Regions from separate parts of the Homo sapiens genome. Here all the other regions are linked to region 1. A link is a loop called in an ENCODE intact Hi-C map of the cell type or tissue named here. Cell type or tissue: natural killer cell. All regions are shown on one strand.

Region 1 (5,000 bases):
ACTTGCTGAAACAGAGGATTTTGTTCAAAATGTGTATGAGGATCCCACATCCTGAGATCAATTGGAAGTAGTGATGCCTGTGTTAACTAGAAGAGAATTCAAGAGTAAGTGGTTTGTTAATTCTTGAAGAGAAACCAAATGGCAGCCCCCCGCAAGCCTTAGAAACAAAAGTCAAAGGAAGCTACAAAGCAGAACAAACAAAGAAACTTTAGGGAGGTGGTGCCCAAAATCAGAGACGCCTTCATTCCCCTTTGATAATCAGTGTATAATGTGGCCACCAGTGGAGACCTAATACTACCAAATATACTGGCATTTACAATTACTTATTCAAGATAATAGTCCTTTATATACTCTGTCCTTCTCAGCATTAGATTCTCCTAATTACCAGTTGGCCATTTAGAGAGCTGGTCTTTCAAAAAAGGCACAATTGCACGTTGTTTTTTAGCTCAGCACTCTTCCTGACAGAATTATTGAGGAAGCATTATGCAAATCTATTGTTTACCAAAGCCATAAAACCATCTGGTCCTAGAGGTTCATTTTTTGTAGCTGACTTCTGGAAACCAGCGTGGGTTTAACTTCCTCTGTCCTTCCTATTCTAGCTGCCAAGCCACTGTTGACAAAACACAGGTGTTTTAAGTTACTCATTTTTGACTGGGCTTTTTATCGAGACCCTTGTTTTACTTAACTTTGTTCTAGTTTCTGTAAGATCACTTTATCTTCAGGATTTCCATGACTCAGTCAGTTTCTATACTTTCATATAGGCTTCATTTGAAAACCTTCTGAGTATTTCCAAATGTAGTCAAATACAAAGCGCGTTTGTAGGAAGCCATAAAAATGACCTGGGTAATATAACCAGGGGACATGGCCATAACATTCAGATGGCAGCATCTAGGTTTCCAAAATCAGCTCATGCTCCTACTTATACATCCATACATTTTGAATAACAGTTACCAGGAAATCTAAGATTTTGTTGCTGTTGAGTAGGTTGAATAAGTGAATTTAATTTTCAAGATCACTACATAAAATTATGCTCTTTAATTTTCTTTAATATGTGATTTTTGGATACTTCTTTTAACATATCACTGTTCTTTAATATATCACTATTATTCCAAATCACAGCAAATTCTGCCCTTACTTAGGGTGTGGAATTATATTTCCGCCAACAGAATTTCTCCAATATGATCTCCAGAAGGTGAAGTATATCATAGCTATCATAGCATAGAAGCTGAATGATGTCACTTTTAGGCACTAAATACCCTAATGGAGGGCAGCTGTCAGTTTCCAGCAGTTGGGGATGCCCTCTAATCTTCATACAATCTATATAACCATGAGCAGGAAGCAAAGGGAAGTTGTTTCAGTGATGTACACAAGTAAAGAGGTACATGCTACAATATTTTCTATGACATAAAATGTTACCAACACCTAAGGGCTTTTAAGACCATTGTAAACAATGTCAGATTCACTGCATTGTCCAAGTACTAGTAGAATAGATTGAACTTTCTGTGTGTCTGGATAGTTGCAAGTTAGACCAGAGAAGGAATTCTGGTGGCTTTTTGAGATAACAAAGACAGACAATTTTTAATATAGCATTAATACCCGTTATTTGATTATGATCTTTTTCACGAGTCCCCCTGTTTTACCATTTTGGCTAAATGAGCTCAGTTATTTGAAATCCCTAATGCCTAGTATTTTCTTAAATTGTATAACCTGTGTTATATACTAAGCTTATTATGAGTTGCTGACTTAAAAAGGGAGTAGGAGAGCAATACAAAGATGTGAACTTTGGTTAAAGTCAGAATCTTAGGAGTTGCCATTAGCTAAAAAAAGAAATAGTGGGAGGAGGATGTGGCTCTTTGCTCAAAGACTTATAGCGCTTTTCTGGCAGCCACATCCTGCCTGTGGCTAGGTCAACCCAAGTACCACATCTTACTGTTTTCTTGAATGATAAAACATTGTCTACAATTGAAGGGGCCTCTCTTTGCAATAAATCAATCTGATTACGAAAGGTTAATAAACATTTAGGGCTATAGGAAACTTGGGGCTTTGAGCTTTGCAAACATCATATATATGTGAAAATGTATGTAGCCAAGATATTTATTGATAATTTAAAAATATGTCATTATAGAAGACAACTTGGAAAAATACATAAATGTGGAAAGAAGAAATTTAAAGCTACCTCCTCTGATGTATTGAGAATAGCATTTATTTCTGCTAGTACATATGTATGTGCGAATGTATATATATGCACATATAGGAATGGTTTTGATTTTACAAATATGTATGTACTCATGTATTTACAAATGGAAAAATATTATCTGTAATTCACATATGATCATACTAAATATACATAATTGTTTTTCTTTTTATTTGCTTAATATTATAAGCATTTTTCCATGTTAAGTGTTCCTTGAAACACTGACTGCCTGTGTAATATTTTATTACATCAATGATTCTCAAACATTAGCATGTATCAAAATTAAGTGAATACTCTTATTCTACCAAATCGTCTTTGCTCCTCAGTATATTTCTATGTTATAAGTTGTTAGTCAAACTAAAGTCTTATTTCAGTTTACATTTCTTTCATTACTGATGGCAGCAGCCACCCATCTAGAGTGGCTCCCGCTATGACACTGGCTGCTGAGGCACTCCAGGGATCCTGCAGGAGTCAGGAATAGGAAGAAACCCCTCCCCGTTCCAAGTTGGAGGGATGGGATCCCTGCCCTCCCAGGCACACCTGCACCTGCAGGTGGCTACAGACCTGGGCATCTCGGCATTCTCGTGGGCCAGGAAGCCCCCCCTGCTCCCACAGGATCGGATGTGCCTGCTCCTGCTGACTGGCGTCTCCCCTCTCCTGGTGCCTGCTCTAGTTTCACAGCAAAGTTGTGGCCAGACCCAGGCGCTGTCATGTGCCCACTCCAATTTCAGAGAAAAGTTGTGGCCCAGCCCAGATGCTGTCATGAGCCAGCCAGGTATGTGAGTGCTGATACACCAGCTCCCTGCTGCCTCACCTCCCTCTGGACTTAGGGTGCCAAGGAGCACAGGAGGGAGGCCAGGGTGGGGCTAAGGGCAGCTCAGCATGGGCCCTGCAGGCACCCCTTAGCACAAACAGCCTGGACATGGTAGAGGGCATGTTAATGGTGGCAGGAGGCAGATAGGCTTCTGGGCAGATACAAGTGGGTCCCTGGTGAAACCCCACCTTCAGGACAGGGATGGCCTGAGGCCTGGGGTCCAGGCTGCCAGTTCAGCAGACCAGAGCCAGAAATTATGGTGCTTTTTCTGGGCCCACCCATAGCTGCCCATGGACCAATCAGCATGCACTTCCTTCCCTCTGAAGCCCATAAAAGTCCTGGACTCAGCCAGATTCAGGCAGATGAGAGGCTACCTGCCTGTGGAGAGAAGCTATGCACTGTGGGTCTCCTCTCTAATGAGAGCTGAATACTCATTGGGATGACTTGCCTGCAGAGAGGGTGTGCCTACCATGGGTCTCCTCTGAGCTATTCTATCACTCAATAAAGCACCTCTTGGCTTTGCTCTCCCACCACTTATTCACATACCTCATTATTCCTGGACGCAGGACAAGAACTCAGGACTCGCTGAATGGTGGGGATGAAAGAGCCATAACACAAACAGGGCTGAAACACACTCCTTGCTCACCAAGTTGCGGGTAACAAGGAGGAAGACAGAAGGAGAGAAGAGCTGCAGCCCTTCAGGGAGCCCAGACCTAGGAGCTCCCCAAGCCAGGGCTGTGACCTTCTTTGGGGCTCTGCAGTTCCTGGTGTCTCCAAGCTTCCAGGTGCCACTGCATTTCCTGGTGCCAGCCGTGGAAGCTACTTGCCATATATCTGGTCCAGCCACAGCCTTGCAGGGAACAAGCACCCGTGCCAGTGCCTGGAGCTGCCTGCCCCACCACAGCCGGCATGCCTGGTTGTGTGCAGTGGCCAGACCCCACCCTCGCTCACTCATACACCCCTTGCTTGGCTTGCCCTTGGCAGGTGTGGGATCCAGGCCAGTGGCACAAGCCAAATGCAGCCTGCCAAGCTTGGTGGGCAGAATGAGCCCAGCAGGCCAGAGCAAAACTCGAGCAAAGGCTCCACCAGCCACAGAGGTTTCTGGCCAGAAAAATGACACCGCAAGAATCCTGTGACATTACCAGTGAAGTGAAATAGTTTATCACATTTTAAATATCTGTTTGAAAGAATGATGAGCAAAATTCTATGGCTATTTTCTTCAAGCTGTAGGGGGCTTAAGATTTTTCTTACCTGTGTCTAGGAAGCCTTTATATTTTCAGGAGATGAGCCTTTTTTTTGGTCATATTTGCTATAAAATTTTTCTTACTTGATTGCTCTTTACTCATTTGCTGTTTTTAATAGTAATAGTTTTGTTCTTTTCAATTTTTATGTAGCTAAGTCACTTTTTTCTTTGTGATTTATTTTGTTTCTTGGAAAATAGGTGTTTTAGTCCATTTTCACACTGCTATAAAGAACTCTCCAAGATGGGGCAATTTATAAAGGAAAGAGATTTAACTGACACATAGTTCCACATGGCTGAGTAGGCCTCAGAAAACTTCCAGTCATGGCAGAAGGTGAAGGGGAAGCAAGGTGTGTCTTACATGGTGGCAGGAGAGAGAGAGAGAGAGAGAGAGAGAGCAAGCAAGAGAGCGAGCGAAGAAGGAAGTGCCACACTTTTAAATCACCTATCATGAGAACAGCATCGGGAAAACCACCCCAATGACCCAATCACCTCCCACCAGGTCCCTCTCTCAACAAGTGCGGATTACAATTAGAGATGAGATTTGGGTGGGAGCACAGAGCCAAACCATATCAATAGGAGACCTAAAACAAATGAAATTTTTTTTGAATTCTCATTTTTATGATTTTTATGCTTGGCATTTGCTAAACACTGAGGAATTTCTTGCCTTACCCTTCCCTACTTCCTTCCTTCCTTCCTTCCTTCCCTCCTTCCTCCCTCCCTCCTTCCCTCCCTGCTTTCCTTCTTCCCTC
Region 2 (5,000 bases), 220 kb after region 1:
CTAGTTAGTATAACAATCCTCAGATAGATGTAATCCTCACTTCACAGGTGAGGTAACTGGAGCCGAAGAAGGTTATTTAACCTGCTCAAGGTCATAAGCTGGTGAGTGTGCAGAGTGCAAGGTTCGCACCCAGGTTTGTCTGACCACAAAAGCCTCCTGCTCAGCCACCAAATCTGCCAAGACTGCTTCAATATGACAGCATAGTGAAATAGATGTGGCTGGATTGTCCAGAAAATCATGCTTGCATCCATCTGTACAGGTTCATTTCCCAGTTTTTCTTTTCTGTTAGTTATAATTTAACTCGGGATTACAAATCTATGCCATTAGATTAACACAATTTTTTGGCATAGGTCTCCTGTAAGTCTTGCTTCTTTGAGAGACACTTTTAGGAAGGGAGAGGGCCAAGTTTATTCCGTTAACATCAAGTGCTTCTCCTGAGAGAGGAGTCATCCAGTGGAGATGCTGTATGTCTGTTTCATAATGCACACGGCACATGAAAGATACATGGGATGATGTTTATGCTGCTTGCCAGATACTTCTAGTTGTCCAGTGAATGAACCATCATGTGAAACAGAGAAATAATGAGTTTTTAAATAGCTTATTGGCCATTTATTGCAAATTTAACCTTTGTGGTACCATCTCTGACCATAGACCTTTGGATGCAGGGCAAGCTAGAGGAGTTTAGTGAATGTCCTCTGGCGGAATGAGTGAATGAATGTACTCACAAATGTAGAGGAAGGCATTAGCTACAAGAGAGCTTCTTGCTGTTAAGAAGATGCGGGTGAGTGGAAGAGAGAATGATTGCTTCCAAGCCTGAGCAATAATTGGACTTTGTCACTGTGTCATTTTTAAAAATACCTGTATCTCGTCCCTGACATCCTGATCTTTCACTTTTAAGGAGGTCCCTTCAGTGAGAGCATACACACTCACCTGCAAATCCTGATTTCCTTATCAGTAGTCAGTGCACTTTTGCCTTTTTGCTTTCAGATTCCTGCTGTTTTCTTATACAGTGAGTAGATTAGTTATCTCAGATGTGACTTTAGTTAGAGCAGCAAATCTGGTTGGGTAGACCTTTTCCCACTCCTCTAATCCCAGTAGAGGAGCCTGTTTTCTAGTGGAGACCCATCTTTGCACAAGTTGGTTATGGTTGGATGTATAGGAACTATTTTCTTTCACAGAGTTGATTATTGTTGAACTGAAAACTGCTTTTCATTCCTTTTCTTTTTAACTTAATCAGGATATTATAGATGCAAGAGATAGTACTGGATGAACAAGAACTATCAATTTTGTTTAAGCAATCACATTATATCTAGAATCAAAGGAAGGATGCAGTTCTTAATTTTTGATAGATAGCCCTTGATCATATTTTAATTCAGCCACTCTAAAAATATTATATTAGTTGGTTTGTGATGAGGATGGATATTTGGTGGTTATTATTGCATTGTTTGTTGTTGAGTTTTGGCTAATGTAATAATTAGACCTTTCTTCTTTCAGCTGTTCCATTTCCTCCAAGTCACCGGCTTACAGCAAAAGAAGTGTTTGATAATGATGGAAAACCTCGTGTGGATATCTTAAAGGCGCATCTTATGAAGGAGGGAAGGCTGGAAGAGAGTGTTGCATTGAGAATAATAACAGAGGGTGCATCAATTCTTCGACAGGAAAAAAATTTGCTGGATATTGATGCGCCAGTCACTGGTAAGTCCTGAGGAGGGAGGTTGCCCACTTGTATACACATTTTGTTGTTTATAGCATGAAATCAAAAGTCCTAGTTACCAGTGAGTCTTCAAATACCTTACCCATCATAATCTTTTACTGTTGAATCTATACATTAGAGTAGTAAGTATATTATACATATATACACATATTTTCATGTGTTAAATATCTGTAAGATTGCAATGCTCTAAAAAGTGGAATGCAACTTAGAGATGGTGATGATTTCTGAAGTGATACTTTAAGAAGTGATATTGTTTTTAAGTAGAAATACTAAGTGGCACACAGGATATTCATTGGGAAAGATTAGACAAAGTATCCCGAGACTTCCACAATGGTTGAGTAAGGGTATAAGTTAAAACAGTGGTTTTCAAAGTGTGATCCCCAGACTGATAGTATCATCATCATCACCATTTGAAACTTGTTAAAATATGCATTCTTAGGCCCCACTCCAGCCTACTGAATCACAGTACCTGGGGTGAGACCCAACAATCTGTGTCTTATCCAGCCCTCTGTGTGATTCTGATGCACATTAAAGTTTGAGAAGCACTGAACTTTCGGAAGAAGGACACATTTTTTTCTCTTTTGCCCGTAGCATTTTGTCCCTACAAAATATCTTTTTTTTTTTTTTTTGAGATGAAGTTTCACTCTTGTCACCAGGCTGGAGTGCAATGGTGCAATCTCGGCTCACTGCATCCTCCACCTCCTGGGTTCAAGCAATTCTCCTGCCTCCACCTCCCGAGTAGCTGGGATTATAGGTGCCATCATGCCTGGCTAATTTTTCTATTTTTGTAGAGATGGTGTTTCACCACGTTGGCCAGGCTGCTCTTGAACTCCTGACCTCAGGTGATCTGCCCGCCTCAGCCTCCCAAAGTGCTGGGATTACAGGCATAAGCCACCACTCCGGGCCTTTTTATTTTTTATTTTATTTTTCGTGTTTTAGTTTTGTTATTTCTTATGGTCAGATACATATTTTGTGTAAGTATGCTTCTCTTAGGCCATAAAAATTAAATATTGTCAAAAAATTTTGTATGGGCTGGACGCGGTGGCTAACTCTTATAATCCCAGCACTTTGGGAGGCCGAGGTGGGTGGATTACTTGAGATCAGGAGTTTGAGACCAGCCTGGCCAACATAGTAAAATTCCATCTCTACTAAAAATACAAAAATTAGCTGGGTGTGCTGGTGGGCACCTATAATCCCAGCTACTTCGATGGCTGAGGCAGGAGAATCTCTTGAACCCAGGAGGTAGAGGGTGCAGTGAGCTGAGACTGTGCCACTGCACTCCAGCCTGGGTGACAGAGTGAGACTCCATCTCAAAAAAAGAAAAAAAAATTGTATAGTATACAGCTTCTAATACCAGAGACTTTGGATCTACTCTTTATGGAGTTTGCTTAATTTACAGGTTTTCATTTTTGAAGAAGCTAAAAATATTTTCCTCTTAAATATTATTCTGATTTAGACATAGAATAGTGTTCTTTTTGATATAAAGGGGGCATCTAAAAGTATTTCATATATATTAGTGATTGCTAATTTCTTTTAAAATTATTGGTCTTCAAATGAATATTTGAATTTGACTGTTAAGAAAGAGATAAGCTCTTTTGAGTATCAGACTACACCTTTCTTTATCAAAATATCTTGAATGATTCCCATTCTAGAGAGATTGACATTATTTACATTTTATTTTTGTCTGGCAATGCTATTTTTTCTTATTTGTAATTCAGAAGTATTAACTATGTTTAGGGTCAGGTAGAGGAGGAATTGGCTCGAGGAACATTAACCCAATATTGGACCAGTGGTGAGTAAGTCAAGCCAGAGACTTACTCTGTAAGTTACTGACCGATAACTTCTTTTGTGGAATTCAGAAATAAGCGTAGTAGATATGTAAACTCTCAAAAGAAGTGATCAATATTTTATAATTAAAAAGCCACTACCATATTTTCCTCTAGTCCTTCCCTCCTACTTTTTATTAATAAAAATGTTTCAGTCTCAGATGTTTAGAGAAGAGTTGTACTAACATTTGCCATGGTTTGCCCCCATTTAAGAAAAACTGAGGAATTAATGTCCTAGTTATTGGAAATCTAGATATTCCTTCATTCTTTTAGCATTTTTTAAAGTTAAAATGAACAAAGACTTTCTCTTCAAGTGTTCATAAGACAATGAAAGGTTTGGGTTCATTTAGGATTTTTTTCCCCTAAAAATTCATTATGTTTTATTTTGGAGAAGTCAGAAGGACCAGGAAGCCGCCTAGTCCCCTGACTCCCTGCATCTGTCCGTCTGGAGAGGGAGTAAAGGAGTGTGGACTTGCCCTCACAAAGCGGATTTAGCGTGTGGATTTAGATAGGTGAGCAAACCATCTTCATAGGAGTAGAGATGAAGTTTATCCAGACAAGGGGGCCATGAGGCCAGTTCTGTTTTTTTTTTTCTTTCAGCTAACATGGCTGACTAGACTGGTAGCTGTTTCAGATTTTTAATTTGAAGACTATTTCTGTGTTGCAGACATTTTGTAAAGAAAAGTATTTTTCCTCTTTGACATTTTTTTCCCAAAAAATGTAGTTGAACTTATCTTTGTATTCTTGCAAACACACAAATGGAACGTTGAAAAACTGTGGCCCCAAATCAGTGAGGCAACACATTTTGGTGATCCAATTTAATGAAATGTTTATTATACATTTACCTGGTACAGGTGGTATATATCACATACATGTGAATAAGACCTGGTCTTTGCCCTCCAAGGGCTCAGAATATAACAGGAAAAAATGGAAACAGATATCTAACCAAGCATAAGTACATTAAATTGTTGACTAAATTAAAGGATATAACCTAGGTGTATTCAAGCAAATTAGGAAGTATCCAAGTGGATATAGCTAATTTAAAACCAAAATGTGTTCCTATCTTCTAAATGAGTATTTCCTTGACAGTGCTCCTTGATTATTACATTTCATCTTTGAGTAAAAGAAACTATTAAATAGCTGGGGTCCTACCTGTTGTGAATATGCATTGAGAACTTATTGAAAGTTATGGCTATGGATGATAAAACATATGAGACATAGAATATCCAAGGTCTAGGTAAGGGAGTCAGACACATAAAGAGATAATTACTATAAGTTTTTTAAGAACTGTAATGGAGGTACCTAAAAACTGGTGTGAGAACTCAGCAAAAGGAATGCAGAGAGCCAAGAAAGTATTGACAGATTACATGATATTGAATTGTATCATGTATGATAAGTACAATTGTACTATGTGAAAAAGATGGGGAAGGATGATGTGAGCAGAGATAACAGCACATGGA
Region 3 (5,000 bases), 89 kb after region 1:
GAAGCAAAGTACTTCCTGTCCTCCCTTCTATTCTAAAAATTTTAATGACATTAATATCCATGCCTTGCATGTATATTACCTCATTTTAAGTACCTTATGCAAAGTTTCCTAGTGAGTAAGTGGTAGATCAGGTATTTGGACTCCAAGTCGTGACTCAGATCCTGGGCTTTTACCACCATAACACTAACTTCAGGGCAAGATGAGGCCAAATATATTAGATGGTGTCAGTGAATTGATAGAAAATACTTGTTATTAGGGATTTCTTTTTATATAAAATATCATTGCTCCTGGAAATCATTTTGGCTGAACATCTGTGGCATTTTCTGTGGGAGAAAAATCTAATACTTTTCGTGGGGCAGATATTTTTGTCTTCTTTGTAGAAATATGTAGTTGAGGCCCACAACAATGGGACTGGACCATAAATTATGCTTTTCTTGGCATTATTGACCTTATTATGGTGTTATAACACAAACGATCCAAAACATAAAAAGAAGTACCAACTATGAGATCCATAAAAAAGTCATTTTAATTGGACCTTAAGTTTTTCCCCTAGGTTAAGGCTATGAAAAAAAAGTGTAGTGCTAGTTATTGTACACTGTTAGCCTTTTTTTGTAGACGTTGCCTTTTTATACAGGCATATTTTAGAGATATTGTGGCTTTATACAGGCATATTTTGGAGATATTGTCGGTTTGGAGATATTCCAGACTGCCACAATAGAGCGAATATCACAGGAAAGCTAGTCACACAAATTTTTTGGTTTCACAATGCATGTTAAAGTTATGTTTACACTATACTGTAGTCTGTTAAGTGTGCAATAGCATTATGTTTAAAAAAGCAATGTACATACTTCACTTAAAAAATACATAACCGTTGTGCTAATGATCATCTGAACTGTCAGTGTCTTGGGGTGGCTGTTGCTTTATCAGCTAAATGTATGTAGTATTGGAAATCCTTTGAGTTGCTTCTCAAGGATGAGCAAAGAAAGTAGATTTTTTAGATTCTAAAGAAACTATCTTCTTTGCTCATCCTTGAGAAGCAACTCCTTATCCATTAAAATTTTATCATGGGATTGCACCAAGTCAGTCCTATCTTCAGGATTCACTTTTAATTCTAGTTCTCTTGATATTTCTACCACATATGCAGTTACTCCCTCCTCTGAAGGCTTAAATTCCTTAAAGTCAGTTTATTTCAAACTCTTGTTAATGTGGATATTTTGACCTCTTTCATTAATCATGAATGTGCTTAATGGCATCTAGAATGGTGAATCCTTTCCAGAAGGTTTTCAATGTACTTTGTCCACATCTGTTAGAGGAATCACTATGTATGGCAGTGACAGTCTTATGAGATATATTTCTTAAATAGTACAATTTGAAAGTTTAAATTACTCCTTGATCCATGGACTGCAGAATGGGTGCTGTGTACAAGATCAGAGCTCTTGGATGACTAGGTGCATTGCAAAGAGCAGTAATATTTTGAAAGGATTTTTTTTTTTTCCCTGAGCAGTAAATCTCAATCTCAGCCAAGAGCTTAAAATATTCAGCAAACAATAACAATGCTGTAAACAGATGTGCTGTTATCCAGGCTTTGTTGTTCCACTTACGGAGCACAGGCAGAGTAGATTTAGCATAATTCTTAAGGGCTTTAGGATTTTCAGAATGGTAAATGAGCATGGGCCTCAACTTAAGTTACCAGCTGCATTAACCCCTAAAAAGAGAGTCAGCCTGTCCTTTGAAATTTGAAGCCAAGAGTTCACTTCCCCTCTCTAGCTGTGAAAGTCCTAGGCAGCATCTTCTTCCAATAGAAGGCTGTTTCATCCCTATTGAAAATTTGTTATTGAGTGTAGCCGCCTTCATTAATGATCTTAAGCAAGGTCTCCTGGATAACTTGCTGTAGCTTCTACATTAAAATTTGCTGCTTCACTTTGCATTTTTATGTTGTGGAGATGGCTTTTTGCCTTAAATGTCATGAACCAACTTCTGCTAATTTCCAACTTTTTCTCTGCAGCTTCCTCACCTCTCTCAGCCTTCATGGAATTGAAGAGAGTTAGGGTCTTGGCTGCTGATTAGGTGTTGGCTTAAGAGAATTTTGTGATTGGTTTGATCTATCCAGACCACAAAAACTTTTCTTATATTGGCATTAGGCTCTTTAGCTTTCTTATCATTTGTGTGTTCACTAGGTAGCACCTTTAATTTCTTTGAAGAACTTTTCCTTTGCATTCACAACTTGGATGTTTGGCGCAAGAGGCCTAGCTTTGGGCCTGTCTCCACTTTTGATATGCCTTGCATGATAAACTTAATCATTTCTACCTTTTGATTTAAAGTGAAACATGTGCAACTTTTCACTTGAACAGTTAGAGACCATTTTAGGGTTATTAATAAGCCTCATTTTCAATATTATTTTGTCTCAGGGAGTAGGGAGGCCCAAGGAGAGACAGAGAGAGATGGGTAAATGACTGGTCAGCACAGCAGTCAGAGTACACACATTTATTTGTTAAATTTGTTGTCTTATATCGGTGTGACATGAGGTGCTTTAAAACAATTACAATAGTAACATACAAAACCATGGATCACAGATTACCATAACATACAATAATAATGAAAAAGTTTGAAATATTGTGAGAATTACCAAAATGTCACAAGAGACACAAAGTGAGCACATGCTGATGGAAAAATGGCACCGCTAGACTTGCTTGTGACAGAATTGCTATAAATCTTCAATTTGTAAAAAATGTAATACCTGCAAAGTGCAGTGAGGCAAAACACAATAAGTGAGGTATGCCTGTATTCATTTTCATATTTTTGTTGCTGAAGCAAATAAAGGAAGCCACACATAGCTAAAGTGAAAGCCACTTCAAGGAGACGTCACATGAAACATTTTGAGGAGGGAGTTATGTGGTTTCATTGTAACATTTTAGATGCAAATGTGAATTGTTTTGAGATCAGAATTTTTCATTTACTACTTTTAACTATTCTTGTACTATGATGAATGTTTAGGGTTAGCCTAGTTATACAATTCTTAAATTGTTTGAAAGAAAAGATGGTGATTGAGAATTTTAGTGCTTCTCCTGAGGCAGGTGATTGGAGACAGTTGTTTGTTCTTGTGATTCATAAACGCATTTTGAATCCAACTGAACCTTGTTTGATTCACTTTGAGAAATTCTGTGGTTGAGGTAGTTGCAGGTCATAGGTTTAGGTGTAAGAGAAGATTTAACACCCTGCCCTGATTTCCTGGGTCTGTAAATTCGGGGAGCTCCAATTTCACACGGAGGCCTCTTACCATCTCTTGCTTCATGGTGAATACCTCTGCATGTGGGAAAATTTCTTCCTGCTGGAATCAGCTTAGGTTCATATTTTCTTTTTCTTCTTTTTTTCCCTGGTGATATTTTTGTGGACCCTGAACTTCAAATATATTTTTTTTGGTTGTTGTTTATGAAAGGTGTCCAGTACCATGTAGATGAAAAATTTGAGTAACGTTCATACAACTAGAGTGTTTTGTTGACAGTTCTCATTTTGTTAATATATATTTATTGAAATGTAAGGGTTTTCATGGCCTGAAAAAACAAAATATGCATTACAACTTTCCTGCTGTGTGTGTTTATTTCAGTTCTGAAGCTAGCCTGAAATAACCTCTACTTTATAAGGAAATTGATGCTGAGTTGTCATTATGCCCAACATTTATAATACATATACAGCTAATTTGAATGTTATAAGTATAGAAAAAATATCAGGTAAGTCTGTATTCAAATAGGAATATCAAAGTAAAATAACCAGTGATTAAACATTCCAGTGGTAGTACATGGGAACCAAGTGAGAAAATATGTAAGAAACATGCTTGGATTTTTTGTTTGTCTTTTTTTTTTTTCTCCCACAAATGTGGATTTAATTTGTGTCTTATGAGTGAAATTTTAAAGTAGAAGATTATGAGAGCTCTTCTTTTGGGAATTCCCCTAGTAAATACAGCTTCTAAGTTCACTGTTTTTGTTCTTCCTTGAGCTAATGAGAGAGGTTAACATATTTGTAGTAGATTCCAGGTTTTAGAATTTTTTCTTATGGAAGAGAGGCAAACTGGAATCCCATTCAGTCACAATATTTGGTTCAGTCACAATATTTGATTAGACTTCAATTGTCTTGGACAGAAGTAAGACTGTTCTCCATATTCTTAAAAAATGGAAATGTGCGTAAATTATTTTCTGTACATTCACTATTTTAAATAATTATTTCCCTTTCACTCTTATGCTGAGCTGTATATTGTGACCACATGGATGAAAGTCTACCTCTTTTCTTCTTCACAAGGTTTCCGACAGTGAGATTTTGTGAGTGATTTGGTTTATTTCAAGAATGGTGGAATTATCACAATAATGTATATTTTAAAATGCTTTTGTAGTTATGCCTCAGAATAGGCAGATAGATACTGCCTATTCATATTTGAACTTCTGTCCTGTGAAGAGCTAGCCCCAGAAGGGATCTTTTGCTTTTGATTATTTAGCCTATATTTAAGAGGTTTCTTTTCTCTTGAATTGTTATCCCCAGCTACTTGTTCAGAGATGTTTGTAAATGAAGGGAGTGAGTGGGAGGAAAAGCTTATGTTACTTGTAGACCAGAGAATAGTATAGCAGCTAGAAGTGGTGTTTGTCTGTAGGCTACCCTTAGTTGATTTGTGTTGTCATGCAAGAAACATTTTGATGCATTTATTTCAGGACACGGCATTTTGGAGACTTCATTAAATGCTACCTGTTGCTGTTTGTGATGGAATCTAGTCTAGAATGTTAAGAGGCAGTAGAAAAAGCTGAAATGGCAAGAAGATGGCACTCTTCAGTCTTTAAGATTCACCTGTTTGCATTTTAGAAACACATTACCATTCTTTTTGCTTCTCTTAAAATTGGAGCTATTTGGATTAAAATTAAATTTATCATTATGATGTGACCTACTTGGTGTCAGTTATTTTTACTGTTTCTTTTAATCCCTAAGGTAATCCTGTGAGGAGGTTAATATGGAAATCT
Region 4 (5,000 bases), 110 kb before region 1:
TTTTTTTTAATTATACTTTAAGTTTCAGGGTACATGTGCACATTGTGCAGGTTAGTTACATATGTATACATGTACCATGCTGGTGCGCTGCACCCACTAACCAAACACTCTATGTTCTCACTTATATGTAGGAGCTAAGCTATGAGGACGCAAAGGCGTAAGAATGATACAGTGACCTTTCAGGACTAGGGAGGAAGAGTGGGAGGGGGGCGAGGGATAAAAGATAACAAGTAGGGTGCAGTATATACTGCTCAGGTGATAGGTACACCAGGTTCTCACAAATATCCACTAAAGAACTTGCTCATGTAACCAAATACCACCTGTACCCCAATAGCTTATGGAAAAATAAAACTTTTTAAAAAAGAATTTAATTAAGTGCTGCCATTTTGTTATATTAGGAACTTGGGAAGGACTAGCTCCCTCTTTGACTAATACCAGAGTAATTATACAGCAAGTTAATGTAAGACTTTTTTTTTTTTTTTTTTTTTGAGACAGAGTCTCATTCTGTCGCCCAGGCTGGAGTGCAATGGCACAGTCTCGGCTTACTGCAAGCTTCGCCTCCCGGATTTACGCCATTCTCCTGCCTCAGCCTCCCGAGTAGCTGGGACTACAGGCATCTGCCACCACGCCTGGCTAATTTTCTTGTATTTTTAACAGAGACGGGGCTTCATCGTGTTAGCCAGGATGGTCTCGATCTCCTGACCTCATGATCTGCCCGCCTCAGCCTCCCAAAGTGCTGGGATTACAGGTGTGAGCCACCGCGCCCATCCGAAACTTTTTTAACTGACAGAAAATATTGTATTTACCATGTAAAACATATTGTTCTGAAGTATATATACATTGCGGAATGACTTACAAAAGTTAACATATGCATTACCTCACATGCATATCGTTTTTAACACTTTGCACCCACTGTCTTAGCACTTTCCAATAACACAATATATTGTAAACTATAGTCACCATGTTGTACAATAGGTCTCTTGAACTTACTTTAAGTTAATGTGAAATGTGGAAAGATAGTGTGTCTTAGGTTCACAGTGAAAAAATTATTCAATATTTTCCGTTGTTATAAAATAATTATCATCATAGACATTTATTCTAGTATTCCTTATCTTATTTGAACCTGATGATAATCCTTATAAATAGTCACAGTAGATGTAATTATTTATATTTTTATCCTGAGGATTCTGGCTTAGAGAGTTTAAGCAATCTGCTCAAGAGCTATAGCTAGCCATGGGAAAGCTAATGCTAAAACTCTGGACTTTCAATTCTGGTCTAGTGGGCTTCCTATAACAAGTAGTCTAAAAATCAGTGTTTTTAACCTGGGGATTGACCCAGATGACCTTAAAGTTGCCCTCAGCTTGAGTAAACTTTAGGCAGACTTCTTTTTGACTATAGGCTTCTGACCTCCCTTTGCTTACAGAATTTAATTTAGAAAACCTGTCATTGCACATTCTTTCTCATCCTTTTGAAATGTATGTAAAATCTGCCACCCTTTTGACAGTTTTACCACCCAGGACTGTCTTTCTCAAGAACCTGGAGCCACCCCTTTGAAATGTAACCAAGGACAATAGCACCCTTATCTCCTGGTCTCTGTGGAGGGTAGCAATCTACTTGTTGTCAAGTAGCAAACACAGATGGACTAATCACACAGAAAAACATTCCTGCAAACTCAGGAATAACTCTATTTACTTGACACATTCCATTTATCACCCTCCCTCCCAATATCCTCCAGTACTTTTCTACTAGCTCAGCCCAGCTCTTAAAACCCCCCTGCCTTTTGTTTCCGAGAAGTTGAGTTCAATCTCTCTCTCCTATTGCAATAGTCTTGACGAAAGTCTTCCTTACTTGTTTAACTTTGTCCTGTGCAATTTTTTATTGACAGGACCATGTTCCCTGGGAGACTGTGAGAACTTTTCAAACCCAAATAAGCACCAAGCATTTTATATCAGAGAAATAAAAGCATTTAAATTATATATGTGTATGTGTATATACATATATAATTTTAGTATATATTTAAACATACATGTTGCAATTATCACTTTAAATACAAATTGATTTGAAAACATTATATAATTTTAAAGCAGCTTTTATACATTTTGTATTTTCTCAATAAATGTAACAATCCTGTGGAAATCTTGGAAATCTTCATTTCCAAACAATTTCCAAACAATTCTATGGAAATCTTGAAATCTTTGGAAATCTTGGAAATTTAGAGATGTTAAATTTATCTTTTTGAGTAATAGAGGTCAGATAATTTTCTTTGTGTCTATTCAGCATAAAGATGCAGACCTAAGTACTATTAATTAGGGAACTATGTCACAGATACGTTGCTACCCAAACTGCTTCTTCTACCAAATTTAAGCCATCACAGAGCAAAACATAAATTCTTGGTAACCCTAGAAAAACTCTCTAGTGACAGAAAAAGAACTGAATAGACACTACCTTATTTAGCCTCTCTTTTTAATTTATACCATTGTTTTCTGGAGATGCTAAGTATAAAAATATGCATCAGCAGGAGAGAATATGGCCTCACATATAATATCATTTATTGATTTTTTTCCAACATTTTATTTCAGACTTGTTCTTCTCCAGAAGAGCTCTTATTCCAAGGGGATATGTGAAGTGAGAGATCCACCACACTGACTTCCTTAACTGAGATTTCTCTGATCATTTTCTCCTTTAGGCTTATTTTCTCACAAAATAATCCATTATAGTTTGCCATAGCTTAGGAACTTGCTTTTTGAAAAATCTATTTTTTGACAGAATCTAAAACACTTGAAAGGGATAAAGACAAAAACAAAAACACCTGAATCTTGATTTAACAAAGGATGAAGACAGCAGAGCTTGGGATTTCCCTCCTCTACTAAAGCTGCTATCATTCTTGGTGATGTCAACAACCACAAAGAAGTCATCAAGCACTGTGGTTTCTCACGCCTACCCATCTTTTCCCCTACCCCCTCCTTTGCCACACACTTTTATTGTCATCACCAATAACTAGAGTAGCACCTCTGAAATCTCAATGGCAAGCTAACACTGCTCTTCTCCTGCTTATTATATCGTCTCAATTGCTATAACTCTTTAGTTATATTGACTCTTGTTCACTGACTCTACCAATTTTTCCTTGTCTATCTCATCCAGTTTTGTGACTTTATGTATTATCTACCTACTGAGGACTCCCAAATTTCTACTTCAGTCTACATATGAGGCTGCTGTGGGAGGATATTTTTAAGATTCTCAAATGCCCTATTTTCTAGAAAAAGAGTCTATTTAGAGTTTTCTAGGTAAGAGTCTATGCAGACACTGGCTTAGCAATACCTTTTGGAAAGGATCTCATGGCCACACACGACTTGATATTTACTTGCAGGCCTCATTTGATTGATAATTTTTTTTTTACCAGCTAGAAGACTGGGTGAAAGGTGGTTTGTTCTCCAATCCAGCAAGTCCTGGTACTTCTATACTTTTCATAGTTTTGGCTTGCAAACTGAACAGTCTCTTATAGTTTCTTTCTTTCTGTGTCTTATCATACACTAACAGAAGCAGCTTGTCACATTCAGTATTCTGTCTATAAATCTATTTTGTCAGAGCTATATATTCTTTAGGTATTGCCATGGATTGAATGTTTGTATCCCCCACAACATTGACATGTTCAAACTTAATTCCCAATGTAATGTATTTGGAGGTGGGAGGTAATTAAGTTATGAGGGTGGTCCCTCGTGAATAGGATGGGTGTCCTTACAAAAAGACACAAAAGAGATCATCTCTTTCTGCCATGTGAGAATACAGTAAGAAGGTATTCATCTGCAAACCAGGAAGAAGACTCCTATCGGGAACCAAATAAATTGGCACCATAATCTTGGACTTTCCAGCCTCCAGAAGAGAGAGAAATAAGTTTCTCTTGTTCAAGCTACTTGGTCCATGGCATTTTTATCATAACATCCTAAACTGACTAAGGCAGGTATATTCTCTATCTTCTAAGTTACCACAGGCAATAGTTATGCTAATTGTACAGGAATTACATAACACGGATGTCCATTCTCCTGCCTCCCATAACAGTTTCCTCATTACTTTTCCAGCCTCCTCTAATAGTCTCATAATTCATTCTCTATCATTGACCCACCACCTGGTCTTAAAGCCAATGCCATATTTTCATGTCTATATCAGAGCTGAAATCTACCTCTAGGTACCAATTTTGCTATCAGCTAAATATTTATAAATTTAACAAATCACACTAAGATTCAGTGGCTTAAAATGAAATTTATTTTTCTCTTGATTCTTGGATTATTTGCAAAGTTCTCTGTTGGGCAATTATGTGGTTACAGTGTACTAACAGCTTGCCTGGGGTTGCAGGGAATAAGAGAATGATGCTGGCTGTTGGCTGAGCCCTCTTCATGTGTTCTCTTGTCATTCAGTAGGCTATCCTGCATTTCCTTAGATAGAGGTGGAAGTAGTTAAGGAGGATAAAGCCTAAATCTGCAAGGTCTCTTGAGGCCTGTGCTCCACAACTTATACATCTTTACTACCACTACATTATATTGGCCAAGCAAGTCACAAGGCCAATACAGATTCAAGATGTATACAGAAATAGACTCATCCTTATGGGAAGAGCTGTAGAGAATGTGTGGCCATATTTAATCTACCACACTTGATAATCAACAATGCAATAGAATACATGAGTATAAAATAAACAGAATGGTTTCAGGTGATGAAGTCCATTTGGTTTTGAAAAAGCATGTAACATTGGCTGTGAGTGGATATTCATGAATTCAAATCATCATTTTGCTCTTTCCTTTTTATGTGACTTTGGGCAATCAACTTTGCTGTATTCTCAGTTTTCTTGTTTGTCAAATACAGTTAATTTCTACTTCTTTAAATAAAATTATATATAAAGTGTCCTTAAAACATTAAGTAGCTAATATCATTATTAAAGCAATTCCTAACAGAGCAAAGGACAAAAAAATAATTTCCAACAGGGAAGATTGCATTATAAAGGTGGGAAT
Region 5 (5,000 bases), 400 kb after region 1:
ACACACACAGACACAGACATACACACAGAAACAACCTCCTGTCCCCCGACCTCCTGCACCCAGTCCCCACGGTGACTTCACTCTCATGGGATTCAAACTCAGTGCTGAATTTTCAACTGTTTTCAAGAACGAAGAGCTAGATTTGACGGACCCTGCATCAGCTGTTTTTCCTGTCTAAAATATCCTCTACTTCTGTTCTCCGTAAATGGTATTTGAGAAAAAGAAAAATCTTCAGAAACCAAACTTGTGTGATGAGATGAACGAACTGGAGGGGAAGAGAAACATCTCTGCCCATCTACAGTGTATGACTTAGGATGACATCAAAGCTGGAAGTATCTCGTGGCATCAGCCCAGAACGTGGTGTCATGGTGAGGCTGAAACCCTCAGAATGGCCTTATCCTGAAACACTTCTTCCCTCTCACCCTCGCCACATCCCATGTGAAATAAATTTTAATACACATCTATTTTTCTACTCAGAAACCAGGGCCCCCAACATGAAGTCAGCCCCGTAGGAGGCACCATGGCAATGGTCTGTCTTAAATGTCTCACACTTTCACCTTACTACTTCATGTCTCTCACTCACTGGATCCCTCTTGTCACACTCCATTTAGAAAAGGGGACCTTTCAGTTTGCCCCACCAGTTTCTTCAAAACTGAAAGCCCCTTGGGTTGAACAAATTTGAGATCTCCGCAACTGAAGAGATGTCCTTTTCCCTTGTTATGTGGCTTTTTATTTTATTCATTGCTCAAACACCAGGTCTCTGCCATGTTCCTTTCACTGTTCTAGGTTCTTATTTTTTCCACATAAACACACAAAATGCCTGCCAATCTTAACAACATACCAGTTTTTATTATAATGTTAAATGTCAGCATTCCATTGTACAGTGAGTCACTGTCAGGCTTAACACTGAACTGCTCTTTTCGTTTCATGGATATTCCTTCTTTATATATTTTAAGGTAATATTAGCCAGAAAAGCCCCTGACCAGGCCCTTTCAGGACAAATGTCTTTTTTAAAAAATGCATACATAGAAATGGGAGGCAGAAAGTAGTGAAAGAATTGTTGCACCTATGTCTGGCGATGGAATTTTGAAAAGGCAACATTGTCAAATCGGAATGCATGTGGGAGAATGGAGACCCAGCAGGAGAGAGTGTCTGTTTTAAGGAAGGACTGAAGAAACTTAAAAGGTGAGCAGCAGAAGTCATGATAGCTATAATACCAAGTTGGTTATCCCAAAAGACGTTCTTTAAATCAGAAAGATGCCTAATTACCATAGGATAGATGCTTAAGGAATGACTCTGCTTAACCAGAGAGTAAGCTGCAGGAGAGTGCAAGTGCCTCCCCTTTGCTGCAAGTGTTAAAACCTGGGCAAACTTTATTCAGTGCCTAGACACCTCCTGAGTGATGCTGCCTGGAAGGAGTTATACTGGATGTAGTTGAAGAAACTCTCTTCAAAGATAGACATTGAACTAGGTGATATCTAAATTACCCTTCAATCGTAAGATTCTAAATATCCATGCAATTATTCAGTCTTCCGAAAACACAGAACTTTGATTTGCAAACTGTTGGCTAGAAGCTTGTATTTCCAGGAATACTGACATGGGACTGAGCTTTCTGCATCAACCAAAGCAGCTCTTTTATGTTTTTTGCTGTGTATCAGCTGAAAAGAGTCTCCACTAGATTATCAAAGTTTTAATTGACTATAGAATATTAGCTTAGAACAAAGTTGACTTAAACTTCTCCCCTAAGGCATTTTTGTCATGTTATATTTTCAAATCTTTTTATACCAATTGCTGGAAACATTTAGGCTTCTCAACAACTCCAGGTTGTCTGCAGGACTGTCCTGCAGAGAGTCTTACAAGGTGGCATGTAAGTGTATTCACGATCTGATTCCTGCCAATCTCATCTACCCCAAACTTGACCCTGAGCTTCGGCCATAGTGGACTTCTCACAATGTTCGGAAGACACCAGGCTTCCTCAATTCTCTGGGTCTGTATTCATGCATCTTCTATGTGCAGATTTCAGATGTGTCTTAAATACTGGAATGAGTCATTTCCTCCTCTCTAAGCACACAGTATCCTGTACTACCTCCGTTTTGACACTTAATCCACTGCATGTAATTGTTTATTGTCTGTCTGGCACTGCAGTGAGCATTGTTGCTATCTTTGCATTCTTAGGATGAAACACTGCCTGGCATAGTGTTTCTTGGAAGAAGGGGAGGTAGGGAAGGAGAAATAAAATATTTTTTGGCATGACCTTATGGTGTGGGCACTCCCAGATTCCAAATGGCAAACCATTATTGAAGAGCAGCTGAAACACTTACCCCAGTTCAATGTTACCTGTTCTTTCTCGTAAGAATTTCCTGGTCCCCAAAGGTCTGGAGTGGAGCCTACATTTTAATAAGCATCCACCAAAATTCTTGTGGATCAGACAAGTTTGAGAAACCTAGTCCAATTTATTTCTAAAGCTAACTTAAATTTCAGTTCTATATTTTTATTTCTACAGATTTTCTAGCACAGGCAAATATTTTACTGCTTAACACGGCTGTTACACAAGATTATGTATGATTAATTTAATTTTCATTTATAGTTGTTTAATGGATATGAATTTACACAAAAATGTGGGAATTATTTAAGTATGTAATACAACATTCACAACTGAAAAGGTTATGAGAAGAAAGCGGTGGTTTTGTTGTTGTTGTTGTTGTTTTAGTGTATTAGACTTCACCCAGAAAAAGGAGATAAGTGGTGGTGGAGTATCTGGAGATTCCTGGTGAAGAATCAATGAAAAAAGTTGCCTGTGCCTTGAAGAGAATGGAATGCTTTCATATTGAAAAGATTGCTTATTTCACACCACCCTACCTTACCATAACAACCACACCCATTATCACCATCAGCTTGCCAGAATTTGCTCACAAAATGCCTTTTGAATATATATTCAACACTGTTTACCTTCCGGAAGTTTTACCATGAGTCATTCCTTTGAGTTCAAAACACCTTCTCTAAAAATCTTTTTTTTTTTTTTTTAAGATACAAATCAGAGAAGGAAACCACCAACCTTTGTCAGCTATTAACATCTTAGTAAAATTTAACTCATATGTTTCTGACAGGGCTAGTCACAGACTAATAAAGATAGCTGTGTTTATAGAGAAGGGAAGGCCACAGCTGGAGAATGTGAGAGTGCTTGGGGAGAGGACTACCACCTGATCAACTGGGTGCATTATTGTGTAGCTATTTCTACTAGGCCTGTGGCAGAGAAAGGAGTACAGTGAAATTCAAGACAAAAATCTAGTCTCTCACAATATGCAGTGGCAGTGAAAATAAATCAATGTGTGTGCCACATGTACTCACTTCTGTATAGGGTTCTTGACACCAGTCCTGGCCTACAGTTAGGCCTGGGTTGGAATTTTTATAGCTCTGATACTTATTAGATGTCTGTGTGAACTTGAGAAACTAAGCTTCTTTAAATCTCATTTTCTCCCTGGTGATATGAAGGCAATGACAGTAATTAGTTCATAAGCTTTTCACGGGTTTCAAAAGGGATGATGCAAATAAAGTAGTAGGCATGGTGCCTGGCAGAAAGTAGGCACTCAGTAAACTTCAGTTATTGTTGTATTCAGCAGCATGCAGAGTCAAATGAGTGCTTCAGATATTCCGTAGGTGAAGATTGTGTATGCGTGTGTGAGCACCTGTGAGTGTGGTGGGCGGCTGAGAAGGTAGGTGTAGTCAGAAAAACCTAGGCAAAGCTGACTTGGTTGGAATCTTCCTACCTAGAGGAAAGCTGGAGAGGCTGCAGAGGGGGCAGGCATAGAGGGGGCTCCAGTGTGAGAGGAAAAAGTGAGAGCAGAGGAAAAGATCCAGAAAAATAGTGATATGTTGACCACTTGGTGAAAGCAAAGGAGGGGTGGGGCACAAAAAGTGATGAGAATGAGAAGCTAAGATGGAGCCAAATCAGTGTTTGTATCAGGAGGTATTTCGGCTGCAAGTAACAAAATACCTAACTGGGTTCAAACCACAGAGACATTTACAATTCCCAGACAAGGACATCTGCGACTTCGAGGACCCAAGGTTAGTTTGGTGGCTCAACAGCATCACTAAGGACTGAGGCTGTTTCTATCCTTCTCACACTATTCTTCTATTGGCTTCCGTCCTTGTGGTTGCAAGGATGGTCACAGCTCCTGGCATCACTTCCTCATGCAACACTGTTTCACTACTGGAAAATACTACCAAAGTAGCCTATAAATAAGACGAAACTGAATTCATTGCTTACCACAGTAATGTAACCACTACCTTGACAGAGGCATAGTAAATCTAGATGGGGAGGACAAAAGAATAATACTTATGATATATTTCTTTCTTTTTCTTTTTCTTTTTTTTTTTTTTTTTTTGAGATGGAGTCTCACTCTGTCTCCCAGGCTGGAGTGCAGTGGCGTGATCTCGGCTCACTGCAACCTCCGCTCCCGGGTTCACACCATTCTCCTGCCTCAGCCTCCCGAGTAGCTGGGACTACAGGCGCCCGCTACCACGCCTGGCTAATTTTTTTTGTATTTTTAGTAGAGATGGGGTTTCACTGTGTTAGCCAGGATGGTCTCGATCTCCTGACCTCGTGATCTGCCCGCCTCGGCCTCCCAAAGTGCTAGGATTACAGGTGTGAGCTACTGCGCCTGGCTACTTATATTTATTTTGGCTAAGGTGAATCTTTCCATGTAAGAGTCTAATAAGGATTGGACAAATTTTATGACTTTGTAATTTTAAAGTGGTAGAAACAACAAGGGGAGAATTACTAAGTGAATTTTGAAGAAATAACAGTAAGTAGGTAAAAATAATAGGTTTTTTTCCTCAAGTTTTTTAAGATATGTATACAATTGAAAACAAAAATTATAAAATTACAAGATGCTGATAAAAAAAATCAAAGAAAACCTACAAAATGGAAAGACACTGAGTTCATTAGAGCTCAGTTGATTGGAAGACTTACTGTAGCTAAGATGTCAATTCTCAAATGA

Evidence for each region. Hi-C counts contacts between places; a loop is a spot of excess contacts. Peaks named below come from ENCODE experiments on the same cell type or tissue, not always from the same donor. Only the 100,000 strongest peaks of a DNase experiment are listed, where the experiment ranks them.
Region 2: a loop joins it to region 1, with 2.1 times the contacts of the local background. A loop is called at or near these places in 2 of 110 quality-filtered maps.
Region 3: a loop joins it to region 1, with 4 times the contacts of the local background. A loop is called at or near these places in 2 of 110 quality-filtered maps.
Region 4: it touches region 1 in a loop (6-fold over the local background); 5 of 110 quality-filtered maps call a loop at or near these places.
Region 5: it touches region 1 in a loop (4-fold over the local background); 2 of 110 quality-filtered maps call a loop at or near these places.

The regions. Positions count from the first base shown.
Region 1 is chr4:101,415,100-101,420,099 of GRCh38, reverse strand. No RefSeq gene overlaps it. Among named protein-coding and RNA genes, the nearest start is that of PPP3CA-DT, 70 kb to the right of the region's middle. In natural killer cell, no CTCF peak of the experiment used is centred here; a DNase peak (open chromatin) is centred at 1,879.
Region 2 is chr4:101,192,611-101,197,610 of GRCh38, reverse strand. It overlaps PPP3CA (protein phosphatase 3 catalytic subunit alpha), which reads left to right. Exons shown (of 14, transcript NM_000944.5): 2 at 1,495-1,695. Among named protein-coding and RNA genes, the nearest start is that of MIR8066, 46 kb to the left of the region's middle. In natural killer cell, no CTCF peak of the experiment used is centred here; no DNase peak of the experiment used is centred here.
Region 3 is chr4:101,326,357-101,331,356 of GRCh38, reverse strand. All of the region lies in intron 1 of PPP3CA (protein phosphatase 3 catalytic subunit alpha), which reads left to right. It overlaps MIR1255A (microRNA 1255a), which reads left to right and starts at 943; the gene lies at 943-1,055. In natural killer cell, no CTCF peak of the experiment used is centred here; DNase peaks (open chromatin) are centred at 2,846 and 3,186; H3K27ac peaks cover 3,042 bases.
Region 4 is chr4:101,525,328-101,530,327 of GRCh38, reverse strand. No RefSeq gene overlaps it. Among named protein-coding and RNA genes, the nearest start is that of PPP3CA-DT, 180 kb to the right of the region's middle. In natural killer cell, no CTCF peak of the experiment used is centred here; a DNase peak (open chromatin) is centred at 2,917; H3K27me3 peaks cover 1,492 bases.
Region 5 is chr4:101,018,209-101,023,208 of GRCh38, reverse strand. No RefSeq gene overlaps it. Among named protein-coding and RNA genes, the nearest start is that of LINC01218, 140 kb to the right of the region's middle. In natural killer cell, no CTCF peak of the experiment used is centred here; DNase peaks (open chromatin) are centred at 2,088, 2,938 and 4,168; H3K27ac peaks cover 2,674 bases.